Regions from separate parts of the Homo sapiens genome. Here region 2 is linked to region 1. A link is an interaction called in ENCODE POLR2A ChIA-PET data of the cell type or tissue named here. Cell type or tissue: PC-9. All regions are shown on one strand. Links, peaks and the distances in the headings refer to the core of each region. The heading gives the core; the rest is flanking DNA.

The links. ChIA-PET counts read pairs that join two places held together with the same protein. Peaks named below come from ENCODE experiments on the same cell type or tissue, not always from the same donor. Only the 100,000 strongest peaks of a DNase experiment are listed, where the experiment ranks them.
Region 2: POLR2A ChIA-PET joins it to region 1 with 11 read pairs; 2 of 35 experiments call an interaction of 5 or more read pairs at or near these places.

Annotation. Positions count from the first base shown.
Region 1 is chr6:106,794,191-106,805,275 of GRCh38, forward strand. No RefSeq gene overlaps it. Among named protein-coding and RNA genes, the nearest start is that of LINC02532, 12 kb to the left of the region's middle. RefSeq lists enhancers at 4,844-5,138, 10,085-10,845. In PC-9, for the core only: no CTCF peak of the experiment used is centred there; DNase peaks (open chromatin) are centred at 4,271 and 5,101; H3K4me3 peaks cover 1,359 bases; H3K27ac peaks cover 3,698 bases.
Region 2 is chr6:106,665,718-106,675,596 of GRCh38, forward strand. It overlaps QRSL1 (glutaminyl-tRNA amidotransferase subunit QRSL1), which reads left to right. Exons shown (of 11, transcript NM_018292.5): 11 at 65-2,700. The coding sequence ends at 285. Among named protein-coding and RNA genes, the nearest start is that of LINC02526, 25 kb to the right of the region's middle. In PC-9, for the core only: no CTCF peak of the experiment used is centred there; no DNase peak of the experiment used is centred there.

The DNA.
Region 1 (11,085 bases), core at 1,809-9,808:
CAGAATACAAAATAAGCATCGAAGAAGTCTGGAAAAAAGCATAATCCCTTTAACCCAAACTAAGGTCATCAGGGGAGTCTTCCTGGATTAGGTGACCTTTGGAGGGACTGGTAAAAATGTAACATAACCCTAGCTATATATAACCCCAGCTATATATAACCCCAGGAGATGAGTTGGGAAAGTAGGAGGGGGAAATGCTAGGGATAATGGAGAAAGCCAAAGAATTGGAGCATGAGGCCTTGCACAGACAAAATTCAGTTATATCGTTAAAAGAGTGCAGAGAAAACATTAGGAAATACAGATAAATTTCTATCTCCTGTCCAAAAAGAAGTAGGGAAACTATAACCACCACAAATAAGCCTCCAGTTTATCCATGACTTAAGACTTGTCATTCACAAACCGCTTGCTGGGGTGACAAACATCTGAACAGTGAATGAGAGGATGAAAGGAAAAACTGGATGATCATGAAATGTTAGTAAGTTGCCCCGAAATTAAGAGCATACCATTTCCACAAGGCTGGGAGAGAAGTCCCAACTCTGAGGCTTTGGCAGCTCAGGGAAGCAGAACACCTCTCTGGGACTCCACGAATGTTCTTGGCGACTGAGCTGTGAACATTGCCCAAGAATACATTTTTGAAAGTCATAAATAATACAACTTCTCGAGTTAAACACACAGAGAAAAAATGACTGAAGATATGTCTGTTATAGATAAACATGCTGCCACATCTTTTTGACAGCTTATGGCATTGGAGATTCTTCTAATAAAAAATTCAATTTGAAAGGCCACCAGCAAAATCACTGTTCCCTCTAAAAGACAATTCTAACTACATTTCTACAAGACAAGCGTAGGCTTCTTAGGATTCTCTGGACAGGAGGATGGAACAAACCTGAAATATTTGGGGTTGTTTGTTTGTTTTTGAGATGGAGTCTTGCTCTGTCGCCCGGGCTGGAGTGCAGTGGCACGATCTCCGCTCACTGTAACCTCCGCCTCCCAGGTTCAAGCGACTCTCCTGCCTCAGCCTCCCAAGTAGCTGGGATTACAGGCATGTGCCACCATGCCTGGCTAATTTTTGTATTTTTGGTAGAGACAGGGTTTTGCCATGTTGGCCAGGCTGGTCTCAAACTCCTGACCTCAGGTGATCCACCTGCCTCAGCCTCCCAAAGTGCTGGGATTGCAGGCATGAGCCACCATGCCGAGCCCCCAAACCTGAAATATTTTGAAGCTCATCTAATAGATATTAGCTAGCCAATACAATTAGAATATATTCCACATGTCCTCATTATTTAAACAAACTCCAATTGGAAAATTTCTCATTCATGGTAATAAAACAGTTCCTCTTGGATTCATCAGGTTAATTAAGTGACCCCTGAGGTGAACTGTGTCTAGACTTATTGTAGACCCATCCAAATTACTGTGATCTACTGCAGGATAGCCAAATCCTGATGCCATGAAATATAATATTGTACCTCTGAATGGGGCGAAGTAGAAAGCCTCAGAAAAGCGGGGACACAGGAATATTTCTGGGGTATAACCTGTATAAAGGCAGGATCCAAATAGTTCAGTCTCAAGATGGTAGTCAAGGAATACAGCCTGACACAAGAAGGAATTTCAAAGACTCAAATTATTTATTTTGAGATTCTGGGAAACCACAAAGAGAAGGCAAACATAGAGCATACAGCAACACTTATGAATTTCCCTTTCTTCTGCACCCATTTCACTCATATGTGCTGCATTTGTTCTGAGGTGTCCCTCATCACAATTTCCCGAAGGCTTTCTCTAGGCTGAGCTCCGCACTTGCATTTTCCTCTCTTTACTTCCTCTCTTATGTCTATCCTTTGACTATAGTCGTTGATATTGCCTCTCTCCCCGTGATTAAAAAGGGAATAAAAACACGTCCTCTTTGGGAGAGGAAAGAAGGGAGGAAATTTGGCAGACCATTATAGCGTGAGTTTTTGGTTATCTGGGAAAGGGAGGAAGCCAGCAGACATTCCCATCTTTATTCCATTTAGCTCCCTCTCTGCCAGACAGTGATAAGGGAACTTAATTTACACCAAAACCAGGGATAGGGAGCCCAATTCAGAGGCTCAAATGAATATACGGCCACACATTCCTAAAAAAACAAAAATAAAAAAAACAACAACTCACCTTTCAACCATCTTTTGTTGGTTGACGTATGATTTCCTTATCGTAAGAGAGTAAGTATGAGTTATTAAACAGGACATTTTTTGTTATTTTTTGTTAGTTTGTCTTTTTGGGACAGAGTTTCACTCTTGTTGCCCGGGCTGGAGTGCAATGGCGCAATCTTGGCTCACTGCAACCTCCACCTCCCGGCGGAGGGTTCAAGCGATTCTCCTGCCTCAGCCTCCAGAGTAGCTAGGATTACAGGCGCCCAGCACCATGGCGCACTAATTTTTTTTGTATTTTTAGTAGAGACGGGGTTTCACCATGTTGACCAGGCTAGTCTCGAACTCCTGACCTCAGATGATCCACCCGCATTGGCCTCCCAAAGTGCTGGGATTACAGGCGTGAGCCACTGTGCCCAGCAACAGCACATTTTAAAGTTAAGATGAGGCAACATAAAACTTGAATTAATAAATGTGACAAACAAAAATAACAATAAAATAATAAATTATAAATCCCAACATGAATACAATTATATTTCTTAATTTTGACAGTGTGAACAATAGACTTAGTGTTAGATCATTTGCAGCACGGTCAGATAGAAGAATTTTTTCCCTCATGTAAAGACTACACCCTAACTCAGGCATGGGAAAACATCATCTCATATAAGCCTCATAAACCCCAACTAAGCCAGCTCTTAGGGCCACACCAGTGTTCCAACATCTGTAAAGCCAGTTTTCATCTAAGTTTAATTTTAAAAAGCCAAAATGTTGAGTAAAATATTGTTCTTGTACATCCACTCTGGGGTGGGTTTTTAGTGTCCTGACCTAGAATGTAGCTGGGATGGAGCAGGACTGCTTGAGGAAAGAGGGTTGCTGGGCTCACCTTTTCAGTTTGGCAGAAGCATTGAAACTGGTGGGGGAAAGAGGCCTGGTAAGGAACTGGGGTTTGGAGCCCCTTCAAATTACTCAAAGCCAAAAAGGCGCACAGAGAGAGAAGAGCAAGAACCTAACAGCCTGAAGTGGCATTTCTGGCATGTGTTCAGGCAGCTTTTTTCGTCTGTGTTTCCATAAAGACCTCTCTTGCATAAAGCTCATCCAGGCCTCTGTGAACTGGTTGAGCCAGGGCAAGATGCACAGTCTCTGGGACTGTGAGTGTGAGTAAACAAGATTCTCCCCTTACCCCACAAGCCTACCCCTGCCCCAAAACAATTCAGCACAGAGGTATACTTCAAAGGCCCACAGCTCTCCCCAGCAAACAGACAAAGCTCTGCAGCCTTCAGATAGAGACTTCATCCTCAAGCCAGACAAAGACTTCATCCTGGTGGGAAACTGATGAGAAGAAGAAATGGCAATAGTAATGTGTATACACATACGCACACACAGGTTACAGGTACAGGACTCTAAAATTGCAGTGTGAAGTCTCCTGATACAAGCCACATTCTCTGGTCATCTGTTTATCCAAACAGAGTTCTACACTAGGGTCAAGAGAGTCTTTTTAAAAATTATAGGGTACTGTGCTTTGCTAAATGGCATCATGGAATGAAGACAACACTGGTGATGCTACTAATTATGCAGCTTGAGAAAGCTGCTCACCTGTGCAGAGCTTGAGTTTCCTCATATGAAAATTGGAGATGATAAAACCTACCTTGTAGGATTTTTATGAATATTAAATAAAATAACATGTAAAAACAACTGGCCAGAAATGGTAACAAGCAAGAGTAGAATTTGGGAAAAGGGTTTGCTTGATTCTAACAGATGTTCTCCAAAGGTGCAAAATGAGGTTGTTGAGAAAGGTGGTGTGTGGCTGGTTGATGCGAGGCTTTGAGTCCGCCTGCCTGTGAAGTTTGATTTTGAAATCTCAGCCTCTTAGAAGCCTCTGTAAGGGGATGGGTGGTCACAAAGCCACATCTTATAGTGTGGTCTGCAAGGATGCCTATAAAACACTCAAAGCTTATTGAAAATTCCCCTGCAGATCTCCTCGTCTGAATTCCTCCCCACCCCACACCAATGAGCCACTACACATTCAAGGAAAACAAAGAGACAACTCTAAAGCCCTAAGGAGCGGCCCAGCTAGGCCAGTAGTTTTCCCCAGAGGGAAAATGTGCTTCCAGACACACTCAGCTGAAACTGACTAGAAACTGGACTGTGTTGACTGAACAAGTTGAGAAAGATTTGCCTCTGGCTTTAATAAATTACGACATCAGCTTTTGGCATTTAAAATATTCAACTGTTTACCTTAAAAAGTCTCTTGCGGCCGGACACCGTGGCTCATGCCCGTAATCCCAGCACTTTGGGAGCCCGAAGTGAGTGGATCACCTGAGTTCAGGAGTTTGAGACCAGCCAACATAGTGAAACCCCATCTCTACTAAAAATACAAAAATTAGCCAGGTGTGGTGGCGGGCGCCTGTAATCCCAGCTATTTGGGAAGCTGAGACAGGAGAATCACTTAAACCCGGGAGACAGAGGTTGCGGTGAGCCGAGATTGCGCCGCTGCACTCCAGCCTGGCTGACAAGAGCGAAACTCCAAAAAAAAAAAAAAAAAGTCTCTTGACATTAATTTCTTTTCTGGTTTGAATAAAATAGCCTTTTTCCAGGTTGTATTAATTTGCAATAAAAGTGTTCTGACCCTGTATTTTTCTTGTCTGTAAAATGGACTGAGACGCTATTAAGGTTCCTTTGGGCTCCGAGAACTATAGGACTTGGGGACAAACAAACCAGGTGGCTGATTCTACTGACGGCTTCACTGTCACCTGTGGTTTCTGCTCCTTCAAAGGAGTGAGGATTAGCTGCTATTTAGACACAGGAATGCAGGTCTTTGATTATTTGGGTGTCTGTTTTCACAGGCGTTGGACCTGACCCTGCAGCCTGGGAACCCTGACCGGACCTCTCCTCTGATTTGAAAGTACGCAGGCCTGGCTGACACCAGACACCACAGAGGTGTGGCCCCCACCAGACACAGCTACCATTAAACCCCATCTTGTTGCTCACTGGGTGTGTGGCCTTGGTTAACCACAAACCCGCCTAGATGCCTCACTGGCAGGCCAGCTGAAAGCCATCATTTCTTATCCAGCCCCTTAGGGACAGGATTAGAAGAGTTACCTAAAATGTAAGATGTTGCATTCCTAAAGCCCTGGCTGTAACCCAGGGGGACTCCAGGCAAGACGGCTGATCCCAGCGACTTCACTCCTAAATGAAACCAAAGTCACCTAGTATCCTTGAGTGGCATGACATGGAGAATGGCAAGTGAAACCAGAGCCTTCTTGGCAGTTAACTGAGGTGCTCTGAGAAGGTGGCAAAGGAAGAAAGCCTTGGCTTTATTTAAAGGGGCAATTAAAGTTCAGGAAGGAAAGGAAGTGTTGTTATTCTTAATTTTTCACACTCTCCCTGACCCCAACCACCATTCCACAAATAGCCCAGGATTTCATTTGCTGCCAGCAGAAGTATATAGATATCTCTGGAAAGCTATGAATGATTTACAAGCTGGGTCAATAATTAAGTTATCCGGGGATGTGTAGACATAACCAGTCTTAACTCTTTAAATCTCAGAAGACTTGCTCCCCAGCCTGGCAAGAGAATAATGGTTAGAAACCAAACAAAATCTCCATACAGATTTGAAATGCTTTGAGCTAGTAAAATGTTTCAATCCATTATTTGGGAAAGGCTGATGAGCAGATTGTGTTTCTCATCTTGGTCTGTGATTATTTCTAGGACAAAAGAAACATATTAAGTTGGTACAGAAGTAATTGCCATCTTTGCCATTGCTCTTAATGCAAAAACCACATTTACTTTTGCACCAACCTAATAGTTTGTGGATTCAAGTACCCAAACTCTCAGCTTCGATTCCAGCTCACTCCGGAAGGCCAGGTGATTTTGAGAGGGGCCACTCCCTGGAACTGGCCGTCCTCCCTCAAAGACCTCCTCGTGAAGATTTTAATCAATGATGGATCCAGATCCTTCCAAAGGGAAAAAGCATCATTCACGTGGGGGAGGGGAGTTTGTTTGAGAGCAGCCCCTTTGTTGGCTGATCTGTGGGAGGAACAGCCCAGTGGTCTATGCTAGTTAAGGGGTCAAAGCTAAAACTCCTGAAAGAGTTAGCAAGATGAGACTGCATATGTGCAAACTGGAGAAATTCTGAGAAGAAAGTCGCCCAGGGCTTAAGAAGGGCTTTCATGTGGGGCAGGGCTGGACCTGAGCCTGGAAGGACTGGCGGGTGAGGAGCAGGACACCTCAGAGACAGGCATCATTCCGGGCACAAACCTGTGCTGAGTCCTACCTTCCATGTCCAGACATGTACCTGTGCTGCAGGTACATGAGCCAGAGAGGATTGAGCCTCTTATGGGCCGAATTATGTCTCCTCAAAATTCATATGTTGAAGCCCAAATCACCCAGTACCTCAGAATGTGACTGCATTTGGAGATAAGGCCTTTAAAGAGGCAGTGAAATTAAAATGAGGCCTTTAGTGTCGGCCCTAACCCAATCTAACTGGTGTGATCATAAGAGGAGATTTGGAGACACAAAGAGACACCAGAGAAAAGGCCACCTGCAAGCCAAAGAGAGAGACCTCAGGAGAAGCCAAACGTGCTTCTTGAGCCTTTGATCTGAGACTACCCACCTCCAGAACTGCAAGAAAATTAATTTCTACTGTTAAAGCCCCCTGGTCTGTGGAATTTGTCATGGTGGCCTTAAGCAGATTCATACAGCGTCCTTGCCCTCCGAGGGCTCCAGTGTGTTGAGGAGGCCAGACAATAAACAAAATCCTATGAAACCCATACATTCATGACAGCTGTGCAGGGCACTAGGAAGGACAAGGAAAAGGTGCTTTGAGAGTATCTGAAGAACAAAACCGGGGTGAGGAAACACCCCTGGGCCTGGAATTCCCGCCTCAAGGAGAGGAGAGCAGGGAAGGCAGGCTGACCCAAGCCACCACTGAAGAGATGGGAAGTGAATGACAATGGGAACACCAGATTGCAGAGCGCCTGGAAACAAGCAGGAGTATTCTTGCTGGATCTCCAAGGCAATGTGAAGCTATTTTAGATTTCCAAGTGGAGGAACGGCCCAAGGAGAGCAATGCTTTAGGGAGCTCTTTCTTACAAGCATGTGCAGAAGGAGCGCAGGCCTCAAGGCACAGGAAGAGGGGGTGCGGGTGAGAGGGCTGGATCGAGATGCCAGCAAGCGGGCAAAGCGGGGGAGGAGCTGCATGCAAAAAGCATTTTGAAGAAGAAAATGACAGGTCTTGGTGATTGATGGGAAACTCTTTTAAAATTGTCTTGTCCCTGAAGCAGCCCTTCAAGGCTGTGGCTGACGTATAGGAAGGCCCCTGGTAGACCCCTCTCCAGAGTGAGGTGGTTGCCATGGCACCCAGATGCGAGCAAGGGGGATAAAGACCAAATGGCACATTCATTTCATACCCTTCCTTTACCATCCCTTTGTGGGATACCAGTGAGACCCACAAAGCTTCCCGAATCTGCACGATGAATATCATCAGAAGGCATTTGATTACAGCTCTGAGACTCAGTAAGAAAGTAACACCTGGGTAACGTCCATAAAGCAATCTTGCAGATTTCTCTGTGAGGGGCTTCTAACTTCTGGCTGCCTTTCAGCTATTCACAGCTGGGGGGAAGTGGAGGGGACAAGGGGACGTGGGTAAAAGAACTTCTCATACTAGCCTGTGAAGGGATGTTAATGTCTGACTGACAGGAGTAGGACAGTGGTTGCTTGATCCAGCCCTCCTGCCTTCTGCTGGGAAGGAAACAAAAATATGGAAAACCCGGGGGGCTAAAGTTCCAGAGCGCCTGCTGTCAGCTGAAGCCCATGGCCTCACAGAAGCAACCAGATAGAGGAAGCTGTGAATAGATCCTGCCCCGTCAGGTGCTGGATGAAGCTTGTTTCCAGTGTGAAGGAAAGGGGACCTGGTCAGGAAACCATGGTTTCATGAGCCAGACTTTACAACTGCAGGCAGCTGCCAAGGCCAGAGCTCACGGTGAGTGGCAGACAGAAGAATACCAGCCCTTCATCTCATAGTGCTCCGCCAGGCTCATTTTCCATCCATCAGCAGCCGAGGGTTAACGTGGAGATCAGATTAGAGGCACTGCTCTCTAAGAGACCTACATTTGAAGCACTAGGCAAAAACTGATATAAGCACATGTGGAAATAAAACACAGGGTAAAAGAGTCCAGCAAAAAATCCTGGCATGGCAGCTGACTCTGACTGCACAGGACACAGTACACTGACACTCTCTGAGGAGAAGAGTATCTTTAAAGAGTAGACTATTTAAGTAAATTATTTGTGCATGGCTGGTAGAATTCATTATTGTATTATTATTTTTTTTTTAAGACAGGGTCTTGCTCTATTGCCCAGGCTGGAGTGCAGTGGTGCAATCACGGCTCACTGCAGCCTTGACTTCCCAGGCTCAAGCAATCCTCTCACCTCAGCCTCCCGAGTAACTGGGACAAGTGTGTACCACCACACCCTCCTAATTTTTGGTATTTTTTGTAGAGACAGGGTTTCATCATGTTGCCCACTCGAGCCCATCTCAAACTCCTGGGCTCAAGTGATCCACCCACCTTAGCCTCCCAAAGTGCTGGGATTATAGACATAAGCCACCACACCTGGCGCCATTATATTATTATTTTTTTAAAGTCTCTTTTAGAACTGTAAGACTTCAAGATGCTCCATTTGCTCTGGATTGAAAAGCTGATAAATGTTATTTTGTAATCAAAATGTGGTCTGAGGACCAGCTGCATTGGCACCTCCCAGGAGCCTGATACAATTTCAGAATCTCAGACCCAAATCCAGACCTGCTGAATCAGAATCTGCACTTTAACGAGATCCCTGGAAGCTCTGCACAAACATTAAAGTCTAAAAAGCACTGCCTTGGAGCAGGTTAGGCAAAAAGAAGAGCTGAGAAGGGTTGGGTAGCTAAGATCTGGCTTAGCAATACTATAGCCAGATCAGTGCCCACTTCTACTCACTAGGCAATGGCCCCTGTGGCCACAGTGAGAGGGTTTAGATAGTAATGCAGGGTGCAGAGGAAGAGGGCCAGGCTTCTGCTGCATGACCGAAAGAACCCAGGTGCCCCTCCCACTTAGGTGCTCTTATACATTCTCAGCCTTTATCTTTACAAGCCCAAGGCCCATATGAGTCTAGATTATGCAAAATAAGTCTAAGCAATGTAAAAAAAAAAAATGATTTTTTTTTTCCAATTAGCAAAGGGTAATGAGCACTTTCCAGAAATTGTGCTTGGTAGGATATGTCACATAAGTAAATTTTCTTTTGTTTATTTTTCCAAAAAGGCTGCACCAGAACTATCCAAGATAATTACTTTGCCTTCAGTCTGGTTGAGCAGCAGCTGTTTATGGTACCTATGACTTCCTCTGTAAGATCAGTGAGATGTAATACAACAACAAAGGGATTTTGAGTAGACAAACCTGTGCTTGAATCCTGGTTTGGATTATTTCCTGAAATTCAGATAGTAAACTCTAAAATGCTGAATGAATTTACAATTAATTATTCATTATTGAGTGGAAATATAGCAGCATGGCTTAGCCTGGCTTGACTAATAGCACCATTATTATGTCAAGGAGACTAAAGCTTTGAGAGATATAGCTCAATGTCATACAACTAGAAAGTGGCAGAGCCCAGACTGGTAGGTGCCAGGTCTATTGGCCTCAAGAGCCCAGAAGACAGTTAAACCTGATACCATTGCTTCCATGGGCCCAAGGCCTTACTCCCTTCCAGTGCCTTCAACTCTGCTGCATAACTGATGTTCTCACAGTTTAAGACAGAATTGCAAGTGAGCCAGATTTACAAAGGCAGTCATCTTACTACCTTCATTTATCTTACTACCCTTCTGACTTCAAAAGTCATTGCTAATATTCTAAATCGTGGCCTGCTCAGTCTTTGCTCTCCTTTGCTTCTAAATAATTTTGTTGTTTCATCCTCAAAAAATCTAACTCTTCATGTCAACAAGAAAAATCTCAAAATGAGATGGTAAAACAAACATTCCATTGACTTTCAGACTATTAAATAACTAACCCTCTCCCTCAGTCTCCCTATTCCCCATCCCCCTCTCCCAGCTTTTTTCAAGTGCTCCCTCCCAGGCTGGAGAATAATTATACTCTCTGGTGAAACAGAGAAGGTAGAAACTGGAAGACTGAATAGATTTGAGTTAATACAACTTTCTCTCAAACAAAAGCATTTAAGAGTTCAGCAAAGGTTAGGCACGCAGAGAATGCTGCATTTCCTGGTATCTTCTGATTAGCTTTTAAGATAATTAATGGAGATGGGAGTATTATTGCTTGAACAACTACCGCATTCCTGGAGAGAAACAGGAAGGACAGAGCCGAGAATCCTGAGCATTAACCCCAGTGGCCAATCAGCTTCTTTTGCATTTGTAAATTCCCTCTGTGGCTCCATGGTGACCCCACGGTTAGGTGACAGGCAAGCTCCTAGCACTTTGCATGCATTACCTTAACTATACGGCACACTTCTTTTCCGGGAGAGAAATAGCCATACCCATTTTAGGAAGGAGGAAATTGCTGCACACACACAGCCCTTAAAACAATCTAATGTAGCAGCTGCTGTAATTATGCCCATTTTGTGGATGAGGAAACTATGGTCTACAGAGACTTAGCAACTTTTCCAATAACACACAATAAATATTGGGGCTAGAATTAAACCCAAATCTGTCTGACTCCAGAGCTATCACAAGAGGTAACATTTCTGCCTTATCCTACTTCCTTGTTTTATATCTACAGTTCCATAACTGCAGGGCAGCAGAGAGATGCAAACATCATCACAACAAAAATGTCATATATGTCCCCAGTAACCACTAGGCTTCTTTTTGACCATCTGGCTGGCCCAACGGCCAAGCAGTCACCACCAGATGATTCAACCAACTCTGGCTTCTTTCTCTTTCCTCAGACTGTGAACTCCTTCTGAGAAATGATCATATTTTTCCATT
Region 2 (9,879 bases), core at 1,774-9,773, 130 kb before region 1:
GGAAGAGGTCTCTGCTAATTAGGGTGGAGAATTAATCACCTACTGGGTTTCCTTCTTTTCCCAGGATTGCCAGCAGTGAGTATCCCTGTTGCACTCTCAAACCAAGGGTTGCCAATAGGACTGCAGTTTATTGGACGTGCGTTTTGTGACCAGCAGCTTCTTACAGTAGCCAAATGGTTTGAAAAACAAGTACAGTTTCCTGTTATTCAACTTCAAGAACTCATGGATGATTGTTCAGCAGTCCTTGAAAATGAAAAGTTAGCCTCTGTCTCTCTAAAACAGTAAACATATCTTACAAATTAAAATGACTTTTAGGCTGGGTGCAGTGGCTCACACCTGTAATCCCAGCACTTTGGGAGGCCAAGGCGAGCGGATCATGAGGTCAGAAGATCTAGAACAGCCTGGTCAACATGGTGAAACCCCGTCTCTACTAAAAATACAAAAATTAGCCAGGCTTAGTGGCGGGCATCTGTAGTCCCAGCTACTCAGGAGGCTGAGGCAGGAGAATCACTTGAACCCTGGAGGTGGAGGTTGCAGTGAGCCGAGATCATGCCACTGCACTGCACTCCAGCCTGGGTGACAAAGCAAGACTGTGTCTCAAAATAAATAAATAAAATAAAATAAAATGACGTACAGAGATTCTATATTCTAGAGAGTCAAATGGTCTTGCTCAATTCTTGTAATTAGGTTCTTGTTAATACAGTCATTCCATGGAATTACTTTTTAAAATTCCTGTGACAATTAATAATAAATAACGTGTCAGCATTTAGTAAGCATCCACTAAGTGTACAATACTTCTACAATAACACAAGATACCTGTTCCTCAAAGACAATGCATTCTGCCATAATGTTCATTAAAGAGTTTACAGTAAAAATAAGATTAGGGATAAACTTCTCAAAAATTGTACATCTGTGTAACTAAAGCACTAACAAAAACATGAATAGTCCTTCTAGAGGTAACTTGGATAGCCTAGGCAGGCAACTTATCATGTGGTGAAGGCCGCCTCAGGGGTTGTTAAAAATGCACAGAAACAATTGAGTGCGATTATTGGCTTCTGAGCGCTGAGCAGAGCAGGTGGAAGAGGAACTTTGAGCACAGGAGGAAATGCAACCAGTCAGGGCCCAGAATCATGCAAATCTCAGGGGTATGCCTCTCTGGGGAGGAGCTCCACTTGCAGGGACTCCTTTTATTTCCCTAAGAAAGAGCTGAAATGACTGAGAACTTTCCTTTCCTCCTTAGAGTTACAATTTTACTTCTGCTATTCCGGAGCCCATGCCTAGAAGCCAGAACAACTCCATGTTACACTGAGTTCATGCTCCTATTTACTGATCACAAATGAGCTCATTAATGTCATCGAAACATTTATTGTAACCTAACAGACCATCACAGATTGGAAACTTGGTAGATAGCAGAGCATGGTATTAGTGAAAAAGGTTCAAAATACACAAGTAACATACACTCTGAAAAACATGCAGATAATTTGCTGATGAAGCAGAAGAGGGGATGCGCATGGCAAGAACTTGCCTTACCCCAGATTCTCTATATCTCATGGTTTCCTTTTCCTCTTGACTGTCTTTACGAGTGTTTTTTATTTGGGACCCTCGAGCCCAGAGATATTAATGGATATCTGTATTCAATATTTGACAAAATCTAATGGAAACCATCCATTTACTCATGATAAGGCTTCATCACTGGATTTCTGTGTCTTCACTAGAACACCATTGTCATCTCATATTGATCAGGTATTTTAATCTAGCACTTACATATTGTTGATAAATGAAAGCTGAATTGTTACTTAATAAATTCACTTTGTTTAGTAAAAAAAAATTGTTTTCTAAATATGACGTTCATGAAGAGAAAATAATGAGTCAGAATCATCTGCAGAACCACTGGAATGTTTCATCGTCACCTGTTAGTTTTCATAAACAGTTTTCTGTCCTCTCTGAGATCCTCCCGCTCCCAAATACTCAACCTGATTAACTTCACATAAAAGTCTTATGTGCCAGGCTTAGTAATATTCCTATAGATTTTGACTCTGAATCCCTGAAAGAGGAAGAAATCCATGAGAGAAAATTGCATTACTTTATAGCAAGAGGAAACCGTTTTAAGTTTTTTAATTGCTCAGACACCACAACATCCTAGATGGAGGAAACCATTTTAGTTGAAGGAGCAAATATGATGTCAAAAGCAAGTAAATAAACAAACCGTTGCCCCAATCTGTTTTTATGTAATGAATTTAAAAAAAAAGAGAGAGAGAGAGAGATGGGCTCTCCCTGTGTTGCCCAGGCTAGTCTCAAACTCCTGGGCTCAAGTGATCTGCCTCCCTCAGCCTCCCAAAGTGCTGAGATTAAAGACGTGAGCCACCACACCTGGCCGAAATAATAATATTCAATATTATATATTCAATGATATTATTCAGTATTCAATATTATTTCAAATAATATTAAATCTCTTGTTCCTGTATCTCTACATGAGCTGCACTAATAATTTGAATCTGGAAATTAAAAAGTGAAACATTTACCGTTCTCATATACTGATACCCAACTACCATGAAATGATACCTAATTTGTTTTTCTTTTCTCTTCATTTTTACTCTTAATCTAGTAGGTCTCATTTTGCCAAGTCACTGTCTGGGAATTTAAGTGGCAAATACTTTCTTTGTCTCAGCTAATTAAACTCTAAAATTATTAGCAACAGAACTTCCAGAACAGAGTGTTTTTGAAAGGTGAAGATGTCTACACGTGTAAGATGAGTTCCTTGATAACACCTGAAAGACCCAAACCAAAGCAAAAGTTTGAACACGTGTCAGAGTGAAAAAATGATGTGATCATAAAACATGGTGCTCTGCCACCACAGAGAGCCAAAGGAGCAAGCGGGAAAACCACTGTTCCACGCTGGCCCACACTTAGCGTTACCAAAAAAAGCACCTGAAACCCAGGAGGCAGAATGTTCCCTTTGAGTGGCTGACACCGGGTCCTCTGTGATGACATCAGACTGGGCTGTTTAAAATTAAAGATGGCATGGTATAGAAGAGGAGCTTGCAAAATGACAAAAAAAAGTGCTTATTCCTATTAGGAAATAGCTGCACCTCCTAATGTAAATAAGTAACTTTAGGATTTTAAACAGAATCTGAAGGATAGTGAAAAGAAATAAGCAGGTACTAATAAGTAGACCTCGGGATTCAGCAAGCCGTGTGCCATACCTTATTTGATTCAAAGCAGGGGAGTAGGCCAGGCGCGGTGGCTCACGCCTGTAATCCCAGCACTTACGGAGGCCGAGGCGGGCGGATCACGAGGTCAGGAAATCGAGACCATCCTGGCTAACATGGTGAAACCCCATCTCTACTAAAAATACAAAAAATTAGCCAGGCGCGGTGGCAGGCGCCTGTAGTCTCAGCTACTCAGGAGGTTGAGGCAGGATAATGGCATGAACCTGGGAGGCAGAGCTTGCAGTGAGCCGAGAGTGCACCACTGCACTCCAGCCTGGGCGACAGAGTGAGACTCCATCTCAAAAAATTAAAAAATAAATAATAAATAAAAAGCAGGGGAGTAAAATAATGGAACTTTAAAAATATCTCTTATTATAAATTTTCATTCATTAACTACTTTTAATCCCCCTCCCTTTTATTATTATTATTTTTTTTTTTTTTTTTTTTTGAGACAGGGTCTTGCCCTCACCCTGGCTGGAGTACAGTGGCACAGTCCTGCTCACTGCAGCCTTGACCTCCTGGGTCCAGGCAATCCTCCCACCTCAGTCTCCCAAGTGTGGCACCACCAGGCCCAGCTAATTTTTTTAATTTTTTGTAGAGTCAGGGTCCTGCCATGTTGCCCAGGCTGGTCCTGAACTCCTGGGCGCAAGCCATCTGCCCACCTTGGCCTCTCGAAGTGCTGGGATGACAGGAGTGAGCCACCGTGCCCAGTCCCCCTCCCTTTCTTCAAACATCTGGTTATCTGTACCAAGGCACAAGCCTAGGAAAAGACATATCCGTTGTGTTTAGAAGGACCCAGAGGAAGTTTAAAATAGAAGGCTTTCCTCAGTTATTTAATAACTTAAGCAATGTGTACACTAGAACATAAACCTGAAAATTTAATAAAGGCAAATAACACGAAAAAAAAACCAAAGGCAACATTAAGTAAAAGTAATTACTACAGGATTTCGGAGGAGCTTTTTTATTTATTTTTCTTTGTACCTCAATAGAATATAAACCCAAAAATATTTTAGGCAGTTTATTAAAAATATATTATTACAATTGTATAAAAGTAAATAGTTGAGGAAATCCATGAAGTGATAATAAAAGTGAGGAAGAAGAATAAAACCAGAAATAGATTAAAAACAAAAAATGCTTGTCAGGGTATCTATATAGATGCTTAATATTGGGTAGTATATGATATGGTGGGAAATTAGCTTTCCTAGTGGGGTAAGGCCACCAGATTTAAAAATCAGACAACCCTGAATTGAATCTTGTTGCTGCCATTTCCGAGCCGCGTAACTTGTCTTGAGTTTCAGTATCCTGACCTGTAAAATAGGGATAATATCCACTCCTTGGGGTAGTCGGAGGGATTAAATTTAAGTGACACACTGAAAGCACATAGCATGATACCTGACAGAATAAGCACGCAATATTTTGTAGCTATAAATAAATGCATGCAATCATGAATTTCAGTCATTTTCTTATAGAGGCCTCACAGTAAACTCTTACAGACGCCACAATTTGGCATGTGGCCAAATTATAATTTACTGAAAGCTTATACCAGAGACCAGCTATATATTTCCCTGATGATCTGGCCTCCCCTGAGAATGAAGTTTAAAATATCTGGAAGAACTGATAGACTACATTTTTTTTTTTTTTATGGAGTCTTACTCTGTTGCCAGGCTGGAGTGCAGTGGCGGCAATCTCGGCTAACTGCAACCTCCGCCTCCCGGGTTCAAGCAGTTCTCCTGCCTCGGCCTCCGAGTAGCTGGGACTACAGGCACGCGCCACCACGCCCAGCTAATTTTTGTATATTTGGTAGAGACGGGGTTTCACCATGTTGGCCAGGATGGTCTCAATCTCCTGACGTCGTGATCCGCCCGCCTCGGCCTCCTAAAGTGCTGGGATTACAGCCATGCGCCACCGGCGCCCGGCCACTAGACTACGTATTTAAACAGCAATTTCCAGAGGCTTGGCGAGGTGGCTCATGCCCATAATCCCAGCACTTTGGAAGGCCGAAGTGGGTGGATCACTTGAGTCCAGGAGTTTGAGACCAGCCTGGGCAACATGGTGAAACCCCGTCTCTACTAAAAATACAGAAAATGAGCTGGGCGTGGTGGTGCACGTGTGTAATCAAGATCGCTTGAGCCTGGGAGGTGGAGGTTACAATGAGCCGTGATCGCACCACTGCACCTCAGCCTGAGCAAAAAAGTGAGACCTTGTCTCAAAAAAATTAAAATAAGCAATTTCCATGAGTTTTTGATAAAGAATTGGCCATTCCAGTGATAGAAAACCTGAAAGTCTTCGTGACGTGTGAACCAAATGAAGAACAGGGCTGACAGGCGTTTTAAAGAATGGAGGTTCCGGGCCGGGCGCGGTGGCTCACGCCTGTATTCCCAGCATTTTGGGAGGCCAAGGCGGGCGGATCACGAGGTCAGGAGATCGAGACCATCCTGTCTAACACGGTGAAACCCCGTGTCTACTAAAAATACAAAAAATTAGCCTGGCGTGGTGGCGGGCTCCTGAGGCAGGAGAATGGCATGAATCCGGGAGACGGAGCTTGCAGTGAGCCGGGATCGCGCCACTGCACTCCAGCCTGGGCGACAGAGCGAGACTCCATCTCAAACAAACAAACAAACAAACAAACAAACAAAAAGAATGAAGGTTCCCCCAAAATGGTCAACCCATATTCCTATGGGGAAAGTGTTTTTGACAGAACCAAATTCTTCCTCATAAAAAGCAGTTCCATTCTAACATATAGACATAATCGAGGCTCCAAAATAACTGTATCTTCAGTGCAATTCCTTTAACATGGGAAAATTTTAAGGTAAATGTTACCAGCAGCCAATTAGTACATTCCTCAGGGAAAATAAGTTAACGAAGGACCCATGAGTCATCTAATTGTAAGCAACTTCACTCCTTGGTGAATCTTCCATAATAAGTTAGTTGCAAAATGGGCCTGCAGGTCAATGAATAATATGATAAAGTTGGTGGCAGATATCTGCCAAAATTATAATCGGCAATTTTACCATAGTTCACTTAGCAGGGCCAATTGTCTATAGAGGCCAGTCATAGTTTAGAATACTTATCTTTCTGTTATCTATGATGGGGGCATATACATCTAAATTATCCAAAACTGCTTTCAAGTAATTAACATACCAACTAAAAGGAAGTGAGGCTGGAATTCAGAGTTTGAAGACTTAGAATAACCAAGGATATTCTAATTCTAATACGGTGCTCTATCAGAACAGTTCTATAGACAAGCATGTAAGAAAAAAATCTATTTTTTTTCAAATTATGTGCAAATTATCTTCTTAGCGATAGCACTTCATTTCTCCGTGGAAATGGCCACTTGGATGCCAGGTAATTGGTGCAGAATTAAGGTGGTGCTAATGGTAAAAGAAGTGAAGCACTAGAAAGTGAAAATTAGAAGAATGTAGACCTTAATTGGATTAGAGGATAGGGGAGAATGGAGGGAAAGAAAAGTTATTTTTATCCTATGAAATGTTCGCAGCTGGAAGAATGGTATTACCATTCACATTAAATAAAAAGGGAAAGCAACAATAATTTGTAGGGACTGGAGAATTCTACAGCCAAATGAGAGGCCTAACAGGCAGGGGAAAAAGAGGCAATTAAGTAAGATGGCGTTTTGGGAGTCAGAGCATAAATAATGAAGTCTTTATATTTGTTTCCTTTTTTTCTGATGTTTTATTATTTTATTATTCTGCACCAATTACCTGGTATCCTAGTGGCCATTTCCACGGAGAAATGAAGCGTTACCACTAAGAAGATAATTTGCACATAATTTTAGAAGAAATAGATTTTTCTTACATGCTTGTCTATAGAATTGTTTTGATAGAGTACTGTATTAGAATTAGAATATCCTTCATTATTCTAAGTCTTCAAACTTAATTCCAGCCTCACTTCCTTTTAGTTTGTATGTTAATGACTTGAAACCAGTTTTGGATAATTTAGATGTATATACCCCTATCATGCATATATACAGCAGTGAACACCCACATACCCACCACCTATTTTAACAGGTTTTATTTTTCTAATTACAAAGGTAATGCATGTTCTCTGTAAGAAAAAGAAAAGCACTATAAGAGAAAAAAAATCACTTGTCAACTCACCATCTAGTATGTATATTGTTAAAAACTTTAGACAAAATAAATATGTTGGAGTTCATCTAAGCAAAAAATGATTCATGAATCAAGAGCATTTGGAGCCAGAAGAGGTTCTGAGAACTCTAAGTAGTAGCATGAGCAGTGAGCTTTTATAGGCTGAATACAGAAGCAAAGTAGAGAAATCATCTGATTGGCTACAGCTAGATGTTTTCCTTATTGGGGCGTCATATGATGAGCCATTTGCCTTATTTGGGTATGGTCTGGTGAGAGGTCCCTAACCATATAACCAGTTGGTTGGTTGGCTGTTTGTGATTGGCTGAGGCTTTTTTTTTTTTTTTTTTTTTTGAGGCTGAGTTTTGCCTCTTGTCGCCCAGGCTGGAGTGCAGTGGCGCGATCTTGGCTCACCACAACCTCTACCTCCTGGGTTCAAGAGATTCTCCTGCCTCAGCCTCCCGAGTAGCTGGGACTACAGGCACCTGCCACCACGCCCAGCTAATTTTTGTATTTTTGGCAGAGATAGGGTTTCACCATGTTGGCCAGGCTGGTCTTGAACTCCTGACCTGAGATGATCCACCCACCTTGGCCTCTCAAAGTGCTGGGATTACAGGCGTAAGCCACCGCGTGTGGCCTTTTTTTATTATTTATTTAAATTAAATAAGTTACAAAAAATGTTTGCAAGTTAAGTCCCTGTGTGCTTATTTAAGAGCTCTGGGTACAGAAGCAATCCCATGAAAATAGCTTCCTGCTTGTTTTGCTTAAATAATTTGTATATGCTTATGTAATTATATGTATTTTATTAATAAAATTGGTGTGGCTGGGCACTGTGGCTCACGCCTGTAATCCCAACACTTTGGAAGGCCAAGGCGGGTGGATCACAAGGTCAGGAGTTCGAGACCAGCCTGGCCAAGATGGTGAAACCCCGTCTCTACTAAAAATACAAAAATTAGTCAGGCGCAGTGGCGGGTGCCTGTAATCCCAACTACTCAGGAGGCTGAGGCAGGAGAATCACTTGAACCCGGGAGGCGGAGGTTGCAGTGAGCCAAGATCACACCACTGCACTCCAGCCTGGGCAACAGAGCAAGACTCCGTCTCAACAACAACAACAAAATTGGTGTTATACTTCACACAGTTATGCAGGCATCACCACTTGATTCCAGAACTTTCTCATTATTTCAACAAAGAAACTGTACTTATTAATAATCACTCCCCATTCCACTCCTCCCAGCTCCTGGCAACCACTAATTTACTTTCTGTCTCTCTGGATTTGCCTGTTTTGGACATTTCATACAAATGGAATCATACAGTATGTGACCTTTTGCATCAGGCTTCTTTCACTCAGTACAATGTTTTCAAGGTCTATCTATGTTGGAGCATTTATCAATATTTCATTGCTTTTTATGACTAATATTCCGATGGGTAGATACATTACATTTTGTTTATTCATCATTAATTGATGAACATTTGGGTTGTTCCCACTTTGTTGCCATTATGAATAATGCTGCTATAAGCATTCATGTACAAGTGTTTCTGTGAACATATTTTCATTTTGCATGAATATATACATAGGTCTGGGACTGCTCAGTGCTGTGGTGTGAATGTATTCCCCCAAAAGTTCATGTTAGAAACTTGGTCCTCAACACAGCAGTGTTGAGATGTGGGACCTTGGGGAAGTGAGTAAGTCATGAGAATTCTGCCCTCATGAATAGATTAACCCACTCATAGATTAGTGGATTAATGGGTTAGTTTTCATGAGAGTGGATCTGTTATAAAAACCTGTTTGGCCCTCTCACCATGTGATGCCCTGTCCCACCTCAGCACTCTATGGAGAGTCCTCACTGTCTAAAAGAGCCTCACCAGATGTGATCCCTCAATCTTGGACTTCCCAGCCTCCAGAATTATAAGAAATAAATTTCTTTTCTTTGTAAATTACCCAGTGTGTGGTATTCAGTTATAGTAACAGAAACAGACTGAATCATAGGTAACTATTTAACTTTTTGAGGAACTGCCAAACTCTTTTCCAAGGTGGCTGCACCATTTTACATTCCCACCAGCAATGCATGAGGGTTTCAGTTTCTTCACATCCTTGCCAACAATTTTTGTTTTCTCTTTTTGATTTTTGCCATCTCAGTAGATGTGAAGTGTATTTCATTGTGGTTTTGATTTGCATTTTTCTAATGACTAATAATATTGAGTATATTTTCATCTGCTTACTGATCATTTATATATATTCTTTGGAGGAGAAACTTCTATTCAAATCCTTTGCTCATTTTAAATTGAGTTATTCGTCTTTTTATTGTTGAGTTTAAAAGGTTTTTAAAGAAACACATCTTTTAGATACAAGCCCCTTATCAGATGGTATCTGATTTATAATTGTTTTCTCGCATTCCATGAGTTGCCTTTTCACTTTCTTAATGCTTTTCTTAGGAGCAGGAAAGTGTTCCTTTTTTGTATTATTATTTTTTTGCCACACACTGTCAGGGGAAAGTTTTTCAGTTTAATGAAGTCCAATTTATCTGTTTTTACTTTTGTGACTTTTGCCTTTGATATCATATATCAAATCT